Linked DNA regions of Homo sapiens: region 2 is linked to region 1. Evidence: read pairs that join two places in POLR2A ChIA-PET (ENCODE). Cell type or tissue: A673. All regions are shown on one strand.

What was found. Peaks named below come from ENCODE experiments on the same cell type or tissue, not always from the same donor. Only the 100,000 strongest peaks of a DNase experiment are listed, where the experiment ranks them.
Region 2: POLR2A ChIA-PET joins it to region 1 with 8 read pairs; 2 of 35 experiments call an interaction of 5 or more read pairs at or near these places.

What each region holds. Positions count from the first base shown.
Region 1 is chr2:132,766,710-132,774,709 of GRCh38, reverse strand. NCKAP5 (NCK associated protein 5) reads left to right here. Exons shown (of 20, transcript NM_207363.3): 16 at 816-894. Among named protein-coding and RNA genes, the nearest start is that of LYPD1, 100 kb to the right of the region's middle. In A673, no CTCF peak of the experiment used is centred here; no DNase peak of the experiment used is centred here.
Region 2 is chr2:132,933,449-132,941,448 of GRCh38, reverse strand. All of the region lies in intron 8 of NCKAP5 (NCK associated protein 5), which reads left to right. Among named protein-coding and RNA genes, the nearest start is that of NCKAP5-AS1, 22 kb to the right of the region's middle. In A673, no CTCF peak of the experiment used is centred here; DNase peaks (open chromatin) are centred at 3,608 and 4,978; H3K27ac peaks cover 485 bases.

The DNA.
Region 1 (8,000 bases):
CTTCTCCTGCTACTGGATTGGGAAGTAGGGGGCCTGGGCTTTCATGCCAGTGTTGCCACTTACTGCATTTGTGCCAACTTTAAGGAGACTTCCTAGACCTCAGAATTCTCATCTGTAAAATACTGGAACTTCATTAAATTCTGTGTAGAGTTCCATCTGATGCTGCCCAATCTAGTGCCTGGGCCTTCCAACTGAAATATAAGAGGGAATGTTTTTGGCTCAAAAAAAAATATCTAGATAAATGACTCACTGCTCTGGTTCACTGATCATACATACATCATTGTCATCTCCTTTGATTATGGAAAGAATGAAAAAAAATTATCTTCTTAAGTTACATTCCAGGAAAGAGCCAGCAGACCTAAGTATATTTAAAGTATATATTTTTATTCCTATTAAAATAACTTGCAGTGGAAGTCACTGACTCTGGAGGAATTATACCTCGTTAGACTTTAACGTTTCCTAACAGCCCTGTGTTACTGATTTCATTAATTATTAACAAGCTAAGCTGTTATCTCTAAAATTTTGTGTAGAATTAGATACCCTGTAAATTCTCTCCTTCAGAAATGAGGTTATATGTCTGAAAATAAGCTCTTATAATTAAAACTTGTAATAAAGCCAAATGATGGAGTGCGGAAAAGTAGAACGAAAAAAATGTATTTTATATGTATACATACATACTCACACATGTATATACATGCAAACACTCACACCTATGCCCACATATTTGTTATAGAATGTACCATTACTCTGAGGATTGCAAAAGGATCTTTTTAATAAAACAAATAAGAACTTGCATCATTTTCTTCTTCCTGCAGGTAAAAGAGGCAAATGAAAACTTGCAAGAGGATGAAGACGATGCAGTTGCAGATTCTGTATTTCAGAGCCACATCATAGGTAAAAATTCACATATTCATATGTCTTTTATGGAGACTTATTCTAAATGTATCCTTCTTCCAGATATGGTACATTCCTAGAGACCATGTCCCTCTATCAAGACTGAGTGTTAACTATTCACACATGGTTGCCATTATCTCCTTAGACATTGGACGTTACCATAAAATAAGTGGGTCAAAGCAGCACCTATGAGGAAAACAGGTATTTCCAAAAGAATGCAAAGCAAACTGATGAGAAGTATTTGTCAATATGAAATGAAAGTGATACTGAGTAATCCAGTTTCTATAATTATCTCAAGAACACCTAGTGGTTAGAAGTGTAGGTGGTGGCTTTCTTAAATGAAATATTTTATAAATTGAATGTTTTACACGTAGTAGCAAATATAGAATAAGAAAATACGGTTTGCCAAAACTCTCAACTCTCTTTTTACATCATTTCTGTTAAAACTCAGAATATAGATAGTCCTGTCTCTGAAATAAGTTCAGCTTGTCAGCCACGTCTTAAAATTGTACATAACCTTGAAGGAACTCAAGTTCCCAGCACGCAGGAACTTTGCTGACCTCTTTACAGCAGCTTGGAGGTAACCAGTGATGGAGAACTTGCCTGTGACTGCATTCCTTGTCAAGAGATAGAAGAAGTGGCACCTTTAGCTCCTCCAGGCCACCCTGGACACTTGAAGAAGTGGTTGTTCCTCAGGCTCTAAATATAGCCATGAATGTGAGTGTGCTGACTATTTAGCTCGACACAAGACACTGAGGCATCATGGAATCACTTCCGCAAGTCACATTTGGGTGTAGGAGACAGTACTGAATACCATGCTCCAGTATATGACGGCCCCACAGATCCCCAGTGTCCAGTATAATCAGTATCCATTTCTCCTCTCCTTTCACTGGGAGCATCTTTAGCTGCCTACTCTCAGTCTCCCACTATTCGGCGCCATGTTGGCACACTTTGTGGCTGATTTTCTAGCATACTCAGCGGTCTTGTGCAAATGATAATTTATAGTTTGTCTGAGAGAGTTGTTTTACCCCCGTGGCTTAATGAGACTGGCATGCCATTATTATTCTTTTCATTCGTAATTGGGAACACAAAAGTCTTAACAAACAGCTGAAAGAGTGTAGTCTGAATAAGATTATTATTCCAAAAGGACATCCTTTATTATAGTTGTCAATGTAAAATGCTTAAATTGGTATCAGTTCTGCCTAGTTAGCTAATATTCGAGTTAAATATTGTTTAACAGCCTTCAAACATGACATTGTGCAAAGCCCTGCTGAGTCATCATTTTTCTATAACGAGGTGTTCTTGGGCCTGTGAAATAATATATATAAAGTTACAAGCTGAATTTTTCCTAAGAGAACTACAGGAATCTCTTCAAATATTTTTTAGTAGGTAGCAATTCTTTGTATCTGTGCTGCTTGATGCCATAACCACCAGCCACATGTTGGCTGTTTCAATTTAAATTAATGAAGCAAGATAAAATTAAAAATTTACTTCCTCAATAACAGTAGCCACATTTTGAATTTTCAGTGGCCCTGTCTTCTGTACAGTCATGGGTTGCTTGGTGACAGGAATATGTCCTGAGAAATGTGTCATTCGGCAATTTCAAGGTTGTGCAAGTATCAAAGAGTGTACTTACACAAACCTAGATGGTATAGCCTACTACATACCTAGGCTATATGATATAGCCTGTTGGTCCTAGGCTACGAGCCTGTACAGCATGTTACTGTACTGAATATTGCAGGCAATTAAAACACAATGGTAAGTATTTGTCTATCTACCCAGAGCTAAACATAGAAAAGGTAAGGTTAAAAAAAATACGAGTATCGGCCTGGTGCAGTGGCTCACACCTGTAATCCCAGCACTTTGGGAGGCCAAGGCAGGTGGATCACGAGGTCAGGAGATTGAGACCATTCTGGCTAACACGGTGAAACCCTGTCTCTACTAAAAATACAAAAAAAAAAAAAAAAAAAAAAAAATTAGCCGGGCGTGGTTGTGGGTGCCTGTAGTCCCAGCTACTCAGGAGGCTGAGGCAGGAGAACGGTGTGAACCCGGGAGGCAGAGATTGCAGTGAGCCGAGATCATGCCAATGCACTCTAGCCTGGGTGACAGAGCGAGACTCTGTCTCAAAAAAAAAAAACAATTAGCATCAAAGATAAACAACAATATACCTGTATAGGGCACTTATAGAACTGGAGGTTGCTCTGGGTGGGTTAGTTAGTGAGTGGTGAGTGAATGGAGGGCCCAGGACATCACCTTACACTACTGTAGAATTCATAAACACTGTACACTTAGGCTACACTAAATTTATTGGAAAAAATTTCTTCAATAATAAATTAACTTCAGCTTACTGTCACTTTTTTACTTTATAAACTTTTCAATTAATTTTTAACGTTTTGACTTTGTGATAATACTTAGCTTAAAACAAACACATTGTAGAGCTGCACAAAAATATAATTTTTATATCCTTATTCTGTAAGATTTTTCTATTAAAAATTTTTTTTCCCATTTTAAATTTTTTGTTAAAAACGAAGACACAAACACACATATTAGCTAGGCCTCCGCAGGGTCAGAATCATCAATATCACTGTCTTCCACTTCCACATCTTCTCCCACTGGAAGATCTTCAGAAGCAATAACACACCTAGGACTGTCATTTCCTGTGATAACAGTGTCTTCTTCTGGATACCTCCTGAAGAATTTCCCTGAGGCTGTTAACTTTTTTTATTAAATGGAAGGGGTACAGTCTAAAATAACAGTAAAAAGTATAGTATAGTAGTACATACATAAACTAGTAATAGTCACTTATTATCATTATCAAATATTCTGTACTATACATCATTATATGTGCTAGATTTTTCTCTGACTGGAAGCACATAGCTTTTTATACACCAGCATCACCACAACACATGAGTAGTGGGTTACACTATGACATTACAATGGTTTAACTACGACGTCACTAGGCAATAGGAATTTTTCAGCTTCATTATAATCTTAAGGGATCACCATTGTGTATGCAGTTCGTCATTGGCCAACACTTCATTTTGTTGTACATGACTGTATGTTCTATATCGTAAATAGATCACATATATTCCTTCATCACACAAACATATGTGTTCTTTATGAATGTTTCCCTCATCAGTGTTCTGTTGGATGGTGCTGCATTAGATTACTCCAATGGAAGTACATTTGAACCATGTTTTTGATAGATAATTGACTTGGTGTTCAGATCATTGCAGATGTATCTCTTCAAAGTGGTGGAGAACCATATGAATAAGCTACTGCTGGCCACAAGTAAATGACAACAAAAAAGCCTGACAATCCATTACATAAATAATAAAGTTATTATGTTATAATATTATATATAGTATATATACCATATATTATATATATACTATATTATTATATATGTTATAATATATACAATTTATAATATATAATATATACAATATATAATATATGTTGTATTCATATTAATTATTAATAAAATCATCTTATAGAATTAAAAGACTGGAGGAAGGCAAACATGAAAGAGATGTGTAGCAGATCAACAATGTCATCAAAAGCCCTTTATATACAGGTACCTTTTTCGGCCACATATTTGTATTGTAACAAGAACTCAGGCAAAGTTTTATCCATAGTTAAGAAGAACTCTTGGGATCTATAAGTTTGGGGCACTCAATACTGGTTTGAGCAAATTTGGGTTGGAGAAGAAAGGACAGGATCAAGCCTACTTCAGTAAACTGCACAAGAATCATTGCCAGGGGCAAAAAGGTTGTTTTGTGGTAGAACCCTACTTTTGAAAAGTAGCCTGCATTAAGGCTAAGAATTGAGACAAAGCTATGTTAAGCCAAATAGAGGAGCCAATATTGGCTCATTGTATCTATTTACTTGGCCGTGATTACCATGCTAGCTTTTTGTCCTCATGCTTGTGGCCTCTGGTTGCAAATTGACTCCCAGCACTCTAGTCATTTACCTTTAAGACAAAAGTATAAGGAAGGCTAAAAACATCACTAGAGTTCCCCCATAGACTACATCTTATGCAACATTGATGAGAAATGAATCATACAGCCAATCCTAGCTGCAAAGGATGCTGGGAAAGTTAGCATGTTGCTTTCCAGCCTCCATTGCATGAAGTAGCTGGGAAAAGAGGACTGAGCATGTCTCCCAGGCTAGCCAGTCAATAGGTTCTCCACAGACCTTCTAAAAAGTCCCTCCATTTTAAGACTGAATGAGACTCAACAAAGTCAAATGGTTGTTTATCTTAATTCCACAAGAATGGCTGAGAATATATATATTTTCACCCTGATAATACCACTGTTCTTCATGTTGTCTAACCTAAGTGTTGTCACATATTCTTGCAATATTTTATAACCATAATATGTTTCCAATAACAGCAACTGTGCAAATCTAAATGTATTGTTCTTTTAACCAATATTAACTAATGTCTTTGACAGAGAACAATCAAGAAAGTTGTGAATCTGAATGTTTGCATTTCTGTGGTTAAGGGTAATCATGTTAGTTTAATCAAAATGTTATGAGTTGATTACAAGAGAAGACATTGTTAACTTGGCCCGGCGTAGTGGCTGATCTCTGTAATCCCAGCACTTTGGGAGGCTGAGGCAGCAGAATTGCTTGAACCCAGGAGTTCAAGACCAGCCTGAGCAACATAGTGAGATCCCATCTCCACTAAAAATTTTTAAAAAATTAGTCAGGCATGGTGGCATGTGTCTATAGTCCCAGCTACTCGGGATGCTGAAGCAGTAGAATTGCTTGAGCTTAGGAGGTCCAGGGTGCAGTAAGCCATGATCACACCACTGCACTCCAGCCCAGGCGACAGAGCAAGACCCTGCCTCATAAAAAAAAAAAAAAAAAAAAAGGGCCAGGTGTGGTGGCTCACACCTGTAATCCCAGCACTTTGGGAGGTTGAGGCAGGCAGATCACGAGGTCAGGAGATCCAGACCATCCTGGCTAACACAGTGAAACCCCGTCTCTACTAAAAATACAAAAAATTAGCCGGGCGTGGTGGCGGGCGCCTGTAGTCCCAGCTACTCGGGAGGCTGAGGCAGGAGAATGGCGTGAACCTGGGAGGCGGAGCTTGTGGTGAGCCGAGATCGCGCCACTGCACTCCAGCCTGGGTGACAGAGCGAGACTCCGTCTCAAAAAAAAAAAAAAAAAAAAGATATTATTAACTAAACCTGCTCTATATTGAAATTGAAGATTCATGCTTAAGTAAAATAAAGCAACTGCATTTTTTTCTTTAAAATTGCCCCCATAAATGTCAGACTAAACAAAGCAAATGGCTAGCCTAGCTTAATAGAAGTATTAACACCAACGATCACAAATGCTGTATTTCTAATTATTCTTTCCTGCTATCTAACTATAATGCATTTACCCTATGTATTGTACTAATTGTCTACTAGAGTTAACAATTAGTAGGAATTCAAATACCATTCATTGTCTTGTACTGGAAACATCAGCCAGTGATAATAAAAATTAATTCCCTACAAGGAAACAGGGGATTTGTAAAATCTTATAAAGAGGAGAAAATGTCCTTCGAGGAATTTGGGGAAGAATATTATTGAAGCAGAACCCAATAGGATTCACACAAAAAATTGAATCCTATTAGGATTGTGTGGTAGGTGTTCATGAAGTGAAAGATACATGTTATTTACCACCAACTTAAAAGAGTTGAAAACAACGATCTTCCCAGTAGTCTAAAGGGCATAGGCCACAGTGCCCCCTGGTTCAATGAGAGCTAATTACCCTCCCCCATTGTCTGGGTGTACTCCTAGTCTCTTCTGCAGGAGCCAGAAGTGTTCCTACTGCCAGACTGTAGCATGACAGAGGACATGGTCTAACCCTGATGCTCTAACTTTCCTTGGATAGCTCTGAGAAGTTGTCTGTGAGGTGCTCTTCTCCCTACTTGAGAAACTGATACTGCCTCCAAAGCATCCTGCCACCCCAATCTATTGTCCTTCCTCCATTCTTCCCCGGAGGGGGCTCTCCTGTCTGCAGCTAATGTATCATGCAGAGGGACAATAGGTGCTCAGTAAATACCTTTGAGTAACTTAACACCATAAACCAGTATATTTCCATTTTTCCAGGGTGTTTCATTTCTTTATTCCTTATCCTCTCCTAGACTTTAGCTAGCTAATGTGGTAAACCAACTCACATCTGTGTAGTTACGGATTATACAGGTACCTTTTTCGGCCACATATTTGTATTGTAACAAGAACTCAGGCAAAGTTTTATTCATAGTTAAGAAAAACTCAGGCCAGGCGCGGTGGCTCACGCCTGTAATCCCAGCACTAGGAGGCCAAGGCGGGTGGATAACCTAAGGTCAGGAGTTCGAGACCAGCCTGACCAACAGGGAGAAACCCCATCTCTACTAAAAATACAAAATTAGCCAGGCGTGGTGGTGCATGCCTGTAATTCCAGGTACTCTGGAAGCTGAGGCAGGAGAGTCGCTTGAATCTGGGAGGCGGAGGTTGCGGTGAGCCGAGATTGCACCATTGCACTCCAGCCTGGGCAACAAGAGCAAAGCTCTGTCTCAAAAAAGAAAAAAAAAGAAAAAAAGAAGAATAAGAACTCTTGGGATCTATAAGTTTGGGACACTTGGTACTGGTTTGAGCAAATTTGGGTTGCGGAAGAAAAGACAGGATCAAGCCTACTTCAGTGAACTGCACAAGAATCATTGCCGGGGAAAAAAGAGTTGTTTTGTGGTAGAACCCTACTTTTGAAAAGTAGCCTGCATTAAGGCTAGGAATTGAGACAAAGCTATGTTAAGCCAAACAGAGGAGGTTTGGAGCATCATGTATAATGGCCATTCTGGTAACACAGACGTTGTTCTTATAAGCGTTTATCATCCAACCATAAAGTATCTAATCCACAGTGGTAATGTGCCCATCTGCAGTTAGGTAGAGACAGAAAGAATAAAATAGTCATATGATGTACAGTTGTTATTATCAAGGAATCTCTACACCACAGTCAAATGAAAGTCAGCAAATAGAGCAGCTTCTTCACCCAGCAGAGGAGAGAATGCCTGGCCCAATGCCAGAATGTTGATGGCTGTGGTTGTTTCTTTGGTCAGGAAAGAGGGGAAGATC
Region 2 (8,000 bases), 170 kb before region 1:
GGATAAGCTTGAAACTGGTTGGACTACACTGATTGTCCAGCATGGGCCATTGCATAACCATGGCCTTGGGACATAGGGTAGGCACTGCCTAAAACTGTATGAATGGACCATGAATGTGGGAAGAGTGGTCCACCAAAGGAAGTCACAGGGAGATGCTGATAGTGCTGGAATGGATAGGTACAAACAGCAGAGGTCCAGTACAATAACAGAAGATGTTTCTTTCCCTGAATACATTCTCTAGTAGATGTAATTGTTTTTCTGCCAGAAATAGCCTTTTGATTTGGAGGCTAAAGAGCTCTAGACTGGGTATTAACAACCCTGTCTTTGAGGATTTGCTCTGTTTCTGACAGTTGTGGGGACTTGGCCAACTTTCACTCACTGTCTCTAGTTTCCAAATCTAGCAACTTGACTTTTAGTTTTCTTACTTTTCCTTTATGTAGCAAATGAATTAATGTAGGAGAAAATATTTTAAAATTTTAATTAATATGTGAATGTAATATTAATGTTTCTTTTAATTATAAATATATGTATCAGTATAAAAGTAAGACAAGTGTAATATAATTGATAATATAATTATCAAATAAATGAAAAAGAAGAAGAAAAGTATCACTTCTTAACACCTCTCTTCCATGGCAAAATGTTAACTTTTTTTTTTCTTTATGGGATATTTTTCTTTTTTTCTTAATTATAATCTTGTGGCATGATTAGAGACCCAGATCTTTGAAAAAGAATAAATAAGTTTTTACTACTTTTTAAAATTTAACATTTCATCATAAGTACCTACCACAATGATACCTACAATGATTCCTACCGTCATTTCAATGGCTGCATAATATCCTGTCAATCATAAGTCATTTTACTACCCTATTATTGAACATTTAGCTTGTTGCTAGTTATTTTTTTTACTGTTATTCAGTTTCTATATTACTTTTTGCTCTTAGAATAGATTTAACCAACTACAAGGATTTACAGGTCATAACCCCATGTCTTTCTATTTGGTATGTTTTAAGTGTAAATACCCCATGAAAGTCTTAGAGTGCAGCAGTGATGACCAAATTTGATCACAGCTAGGGCCCAGTGTTCCCTGAGCCCTGAAGGGTGACCAGAAATGGACTCTGTCTTGAGGACCATCTCTAGTCTCAAGCCCATTATGAGCTCTTAAGTAATCCTGTGGGATTATGCCTGGTACATTAGTTGCATAGTGAATAAAAATAGGCCCTTATGAACAAAATAATGTCTTTTGCTGCAACTTGCATGGAACTGGAGGCCATTATTCTAACTGAAGTAACTCAACAATAGAAAACCAAATATCATATATTCTCACTTGTAAGTGGGAGCTAAGCTATGAGGATGCAAAGGCATAAGAATGATATAATGGACTTTGGGAACTCAGAAGGTAAGGTTGGGATGCGGGTGAGGGATAAAAGACTACTATGTATATATACATATTTTTAGACAGCATCTCACTCCACCCAGGCTGGAGTGCAGTGGTGCAATCTCAGCTCACTGAAACCTCTGCTTCCCAGGTTCAAGTGATTCTCCTGCCTCAGCCTCCTGAGTAGCTAGAGTTACAGGCACCCACCACCACACCCAGCTAATTTTTGTATTTTTAGTAGAGACAGGATTTCACCATGTTGACCAGGCTGGTCTTGAACTCCTGGCCTCAAGTGATCCACCCACCTTAATCTCCCAAAGTGCTGGGATTACAGGTGTGAGCCACCATGCTCAGCCAAAAACTACAATATTGAGTACAATGTACACTGCTTGGGTGATGGGTACACTGAACTCTCAGAAATCGCCACTAAAGAACTTATCCATGTAACCAAAAACCACTTGTACCCCAAAATCTATTGAAATAAAAAAACTGAGAAAAAATAAAATACAAATAAAAATTTAACTAATGTAAAAAAAAATAGGTCTTACAGCACTTGAACAAACAGAATCCCTTTCATGTTTATAAGCAGTGTTGGTGGTGAGTCTCAAGCCCGGAGGCTAGAATGCAGAGAGGGGCCAGAAAGATTTTCCCTCTTCTACCCACCCTACCCATCGTATTATCAGCCCCTCCATGAGTGGTGGTTCTTCATTCATTACTTGTGCATGAATGACATCCAATAAAATTTTCAGTAAGCTGGCTTGTAATAGTTGTAGTTATCTGTTCTGTAGAATGCCTGGCCCAGGCTTCTAATTATAGTGTACTGCCCTCTCAACTTTCCTAATTTATAATGTCAAGATGTGTTTAGTTTTAATAAATTAAGCTGTGGGGAGAAGACTTGAGATCAAAAGTTAACCGTTTAAGTGTTTTTAAAAGGTCATTTTTTTTCATATCATCACTATTAAACAAATGAGGAAGCCAGTAAAAAATTATTCCCTTGTACTTTATTACTTGTTGGAAGACACGATGGTTTCATAATTTAAAAAGTAAAAACTAAACATGAATATACACGCATAAGTAATTCCTCTCCTCCTGTCCTTGTTCAATTGAAAACCTCTAAAAAATGAATTTTCAAACATTTGAATGTTGCAGCTGTACTTGGAAGTGAGAGGGAATGAATGGGCGGGGGCTGGGGCAAGGGACTGATCCTAAGACCACCTTTGTCAATGGTGTTTTGACTTTGCCTCACAGACACCCCTATATCAGTGAGAGGCATTTCTCTCTCCCTCTTTCTCACCTCTCTCCCCCTTCTTTCTCTAACATTCTCTGTTATTCCCCTTTCCTCTACCTTTCTCCAGTAATGCTGTCTTAAAGTATTACTATTCCCTGAGCTGAGGGGGATCCATAGGAAGCAGGTACAAAAGAAGCATTTGGCCATTTTCCTCAGCAGTCTTGGAAAGGGGGCCCTTTACACACAGAGACATGGTGGAGCACCAAGACTTTAACCAGGCAGTCTTCAAAAATGCAGGAATCTGAAGCAAGTGCAGGGAGAGTCTCGGTCTGAGATGACATGGCCAGCCAGTAGCCAGACAGGCATAGAGAACCAGATCTCCTGACTCAGTCCTGAGATCCTTAACCATTCATGGGTCATGGATTACTCTGAAAATACCATGAAAGCCCTGGATTCTCTAACCTGGAAATGCACTCATGTGTATACACATGGTATTTCTCAAATAATTTTTGGGAAACCAGGACTCCTGAAATCTGTTCATAAATTCCACCAGGGTCAGAACCTTTGTTCTCTACTGTATCCTCTGATTCCTGAAATGCCCTATCTTGATTGATTCCTCATGACTGACAGGCCAATAGAGGGGAGATATTTGGGGACAAACAGGACTTTCCCAGCACACCTCAAATCATACCACCTTGACAGCCATCTGTGTAGACCTATGACTGGACTCTCAGGGACAGGAGAAAGAGATGACTTTCAAAATGTTTAGTTTGTGATTTATTTATTGAAAAGGGAGCTTAAAAGCTCAGAGGATAGAATAGCTTTGTTTAGTCCACGTTGAAACATGGCAAGAAGCTGAGGATCTTCTCAACATGTAATGTATCAGAGGGTCCACCCTTTATATTAGCAAATATGGCAGTGCATCAGCATTTATGCTGGGTGAACTTGGTTGGCTAATTTTCTGAAACCTGGCATTTCCTGCTCCTCTCGCTGTTTTCCTCCCTAGAGAGTAGTTACTTTGTGTATTTATAGTGGATGCCAGCCACAAATCTTTGGTGGAAGCCCAATAGTTTACATTCCACTATATCCTGTTGCACACCAGTTGAATAATTCAGACCAATATTGATTTTTGCAAAAGTTCTTAATGGTCTGGCATGTTGCTGTCAGGAAGGGAGATTTTTCTCCCCAAACTTCAGTTGTCTTGCCTCTGTAACAACAAGCAGCAATCAACATTTGGTGTCCCCAGGGGTCATCAAGTTTTTCTATCCACTGGTCCTAATTCCTAACGTATGAGTTTTAGAATGTGAACTCTGAGAACATAAAGCAATATAAGGTGTGACATTTAAGGTGCAGGTAGCACTTAGGAAAGCGTTTACAAAAGTAAGACTCTTCAAATCTCCTTTCCCAGTAAGAAGTGCTGGCCAACAATGTATTACTATTTAGTCCTCTTTCTTTTAAGTAAATGTTTTTAATATGAATGAACACAGTTAGTAAACAGAGGTTTCCATATTTATTAATTACAGCAGTAAGATTTTGTAAGCATCTCCAGCAAATGCGGTCGTTGTTCCGTGCATATTCCCTCAGATCCCTTTACCATGCCCATGCCTACTCCTAGCAGCCAGCACCTGTGTCTCTTTGGGCAGCCTCTCTGTCCCCACATTTTCCTACCTGCAAGAAGAACCAGAAGTTCCTGGGCATTGACGTATTTATGGGGGCAGCTCTCTAATAGTGACTGACTAGAGGAGGGCCAGTAAATTCCCCAGCTTCTATAGGTCAGCAGAAGTTGATCTCAAGTTACCCTCAGTGGGACTTTGCTTAATAGGACACCTTTGCTGGGGCTCTTCCCTTGATGATTCTCACTTCCCTACTCACTCACTGGTTTCTTTTTCACATCATCACTATTAAACAAATGAGGAAGCTGGTAAAAATTATTCCCTGCCTCATAAATCATTTTCACACAAACCCTCATTTCATTATCTGCTTCTGAAGAACCCAATATAATTGATGTCCTTGTAAAATTATAAAGTTGATACATATGCATTTTAGAAAGTAAATAGAAACTATAAAAAAGTAAAAGAAAAAAATACTCTAGATCCTACCACTCAGAAGTAATTACTGTAAGCACATTTGTGTGTATCTTTTTTTTCCATGTGTATGTAGTCTTCTAAATTTTCAATACTCAGATAACAGTTTCTTTTGGTTATATTTTTCTCCAAGTCTAAAGAATTTTTCTTGACATCCTCCCAAACAATAGTTTTCAACTGTGTAGTGCCAAGGGACCTATTTGTGGTGGAGAAAGAAAGAGATGGTGTTGAAAAATAAACGTGTAACCCACCCCCTTGTGCAGCCACATGGAGTGAGGAACCTTTATTATGGGGGTGTGTCTGGCATGGAAATATTATCAGACAAGTGAGTCACACATGGGAAAATGTTAATGTCTCACTACAGAGTATTTCACTCATTCAGGAAATGTACCATAATTTATCCAGTCATTCAGCTCCTTGTTAGTTTGGATTTAGGTTGTTTCTATGACTTTTTAAAGAAATTATATAGAAAATATTCCAGTCTGGGTGCAGTGGCTCATGCCTGTAATCTCAGCATTTTGGGAAGCCAAGGCGGGCAGATCACTTCAGGTCAGGAGTTCCTGACCAGCCTGGCCAACATGGTGAAACCCCATCTCTGCTAAAAACACAAAAATTAGCCGGGCATGGTGGCGAGCGCCTGTAATCCCAGTTACTTGGGAGGCTGAGGCAGGAGAGCCATTTGCATCTGGGAGGCAGACGTTACAGTGAGCTGAGATCGCACCACTGCACTCCAGCCTGGGCGACAGAGCGGGACTCTGTCTCAAGGAAAAAAAAAAAAAAAGAAAAAAAATATTATTTAAGGTAGTTTAACTCTTTTGCCTGAATTATCATTCCTGATTAACGGCACCAGCCTTTACCAGATGTCCCCAGACTTAAACTTCATAGTCCATTTCTTACTCTCTTTGCTTCTCATGAAGTGCGACACCACATCATGTGTAGCTTGTCATTGGCATGGCCTTTGAACTCATCCTCTCTACTCCATCTTCACTGCCAAGGTGTGAGCAAGGGTCCTTGTGAGCACTGGCCCAGATGATGGTAACAACCACCTGTATCTGCTTCTCCTCCTCTGCTCCAACTCCCATTCCACCACTAGTTAGTTTTCCAGAAGGGTCAGTAAAGTCCCCCACCACCCCCAACCTACTGTCAGCTTCACCTTCCACCTCTCATCCGGTGTGATAGACTCGCCCCTGAACATACCGTGTGTTTTCCTACCCCTTTGCTTTTGCTCCCATAATTTCCTGTCCCAGAAAGGGCTCTCTCAATTCCCATACCTACCATTCACCTGTCTAAATCCTATTTTCCTTTCAGAAATCAGCTCTGATGCCACAGTTCCTGTTACAGTTATAATAATTAAGATGCCCTGGCTGCCGGTAACAAAAACTCGGCTCAAGCTGCCGTATGTTCAGAGAAGTCTAGACATAGGTTGAGCTTGTGCTGCAATTTGGTGAAGGCTCAGGCTCCATCTTTCTGTGTAGTTTTCTTGGCTTTTCTCTTTCCATGAGTTAACATCATTCTTAAGATGGCTTGTTTCAAGGTGGATAAATGGCTGTCATCAATCCAATCTACAAATCTACTTAACATATCACCCAAGAAATTTCTCACATGAGTTCCTGAGAAATGCAGAACTATCCTTTACAAAAGCTCCCAGGGAGCCTTCACTTCCCAGATACCTTCATGGACCTAAAATCAATTAAATACTCTTCCCTGAACCAATCTCTTGTAGCTGGGAAAAAAGCCATGTACTGATTGGTTTATCCCTGGGATATATTTCCCAATCACTTTGACAAAGGGGATAACATAACCTTAATTAGATAAGACAAATTAGGGCAGCTACCTGTGAAGAGGGAATCAGTAGTGACCAATCCTATGACTTTTATATATTCACATACAAGAGGTGAAATGGATGTTGTGTAGACAGCCACAGAGTTCTCCACACTCAAATGGGTTCCAGAGGGCATTAGAGATGGCACATCACATTAGGTAACATTTACAACTTCTTGTTTATGAGTCTTAGAGATGATCACCCTTGTCTGGCACCAAATAGGTCTTTCATAAATGTCTAACAAATGTACATGTTTTAATAAATTAAGGTAAAATAAATTGATTTAAAAGGTTTTTTTTCTTTAACTTTGATTTTCATAGTTTTAGTGTGGGGTCATCGTTTACTTTTTTACAAAATTTTCTTTGTTCGAGACAGAGTCTCACTCTCTCACCCAAGCTGGAGTGCAATGACGTGATCTCTACTCACTGCAACCTCCACCTCCAGGTTCAAGCAATTCTCGTGCCTCAGCCTCCCCAGTAGCTGGGATTACAGGTACCCGCCACTAAGTCAGGCTAGTTTTTGTATTTTTAGTAGAGATGGGGTTTCACCCTGCTGGCCAGGCTGGTCTCAAACTCCTGACCTCAAGTGATCCACCTGCCTGGATCTCCAAAATTGCTGGGATTACAGGCATGAGCCAGGAACATTTTTCCATATAGTGATTGTTATTATGTTGAATTATCCATGACTTCACGTAGTTTCTAGTTGCCATCACCAGAGGTATCTAATAATTGGCTGCACACGTATCTATTTTCTCTTATTATGTAGATGTTGGTCCTCAGGGCAAGATTTCTGACTTGGCCATACACCAACAACTTATGCATAAAGTTATAATGACTTTTCTAATGCCATAGTTAAGATTAGAGCAAATCTCAGTATGCTGTATTTGAAATACTTGTTTCAAAGATCTCAAAAGCAAGATCCTGTAGAGAAGAGGTTGGGCTCCACTGGGCAAAAAGCCCCCTTTCATGCTAATATGCCAAATGAATAGACAGTCTGCTGATGCTCTCGACAATTTATCCTGCTCTTCGGGGATTGTGTAGTGAACATCTCCAGTTAAATTAGAGCTATTGTTGTAGCTCTTTTTTTTCCCCCTCTGAAAATACAATTCTTTTCTGAAAATACATTTATGATTCAGAACTTCCTGGCTTCTCAGTACAATCATCATAATGAGGTTGGCCTCCACATGTATATGTAAATCCTAAATACCATTTTTCTGTCTTTAAATTATGGTGACAAAAAAAGAAACTCATACATTTTGATCAGATCAAAGCTATTTCTTTTGGGTTGAAGAATTTTAATTGGGATCACAGCCAAATTGAAGGCTTTTTGCCATTGCCTTTTCTGACATTTCAAAAGAATACTACCTATCTTTAAATACAATTAAAGGCAGTTATCAACAATCCGTGAGAAACACAAAGTTTGATAATTGTTATGCATACTTGGAAAAATTTCCCTTGGATTCCTACCTGAAATTTGGATCTCTAGAGCAAA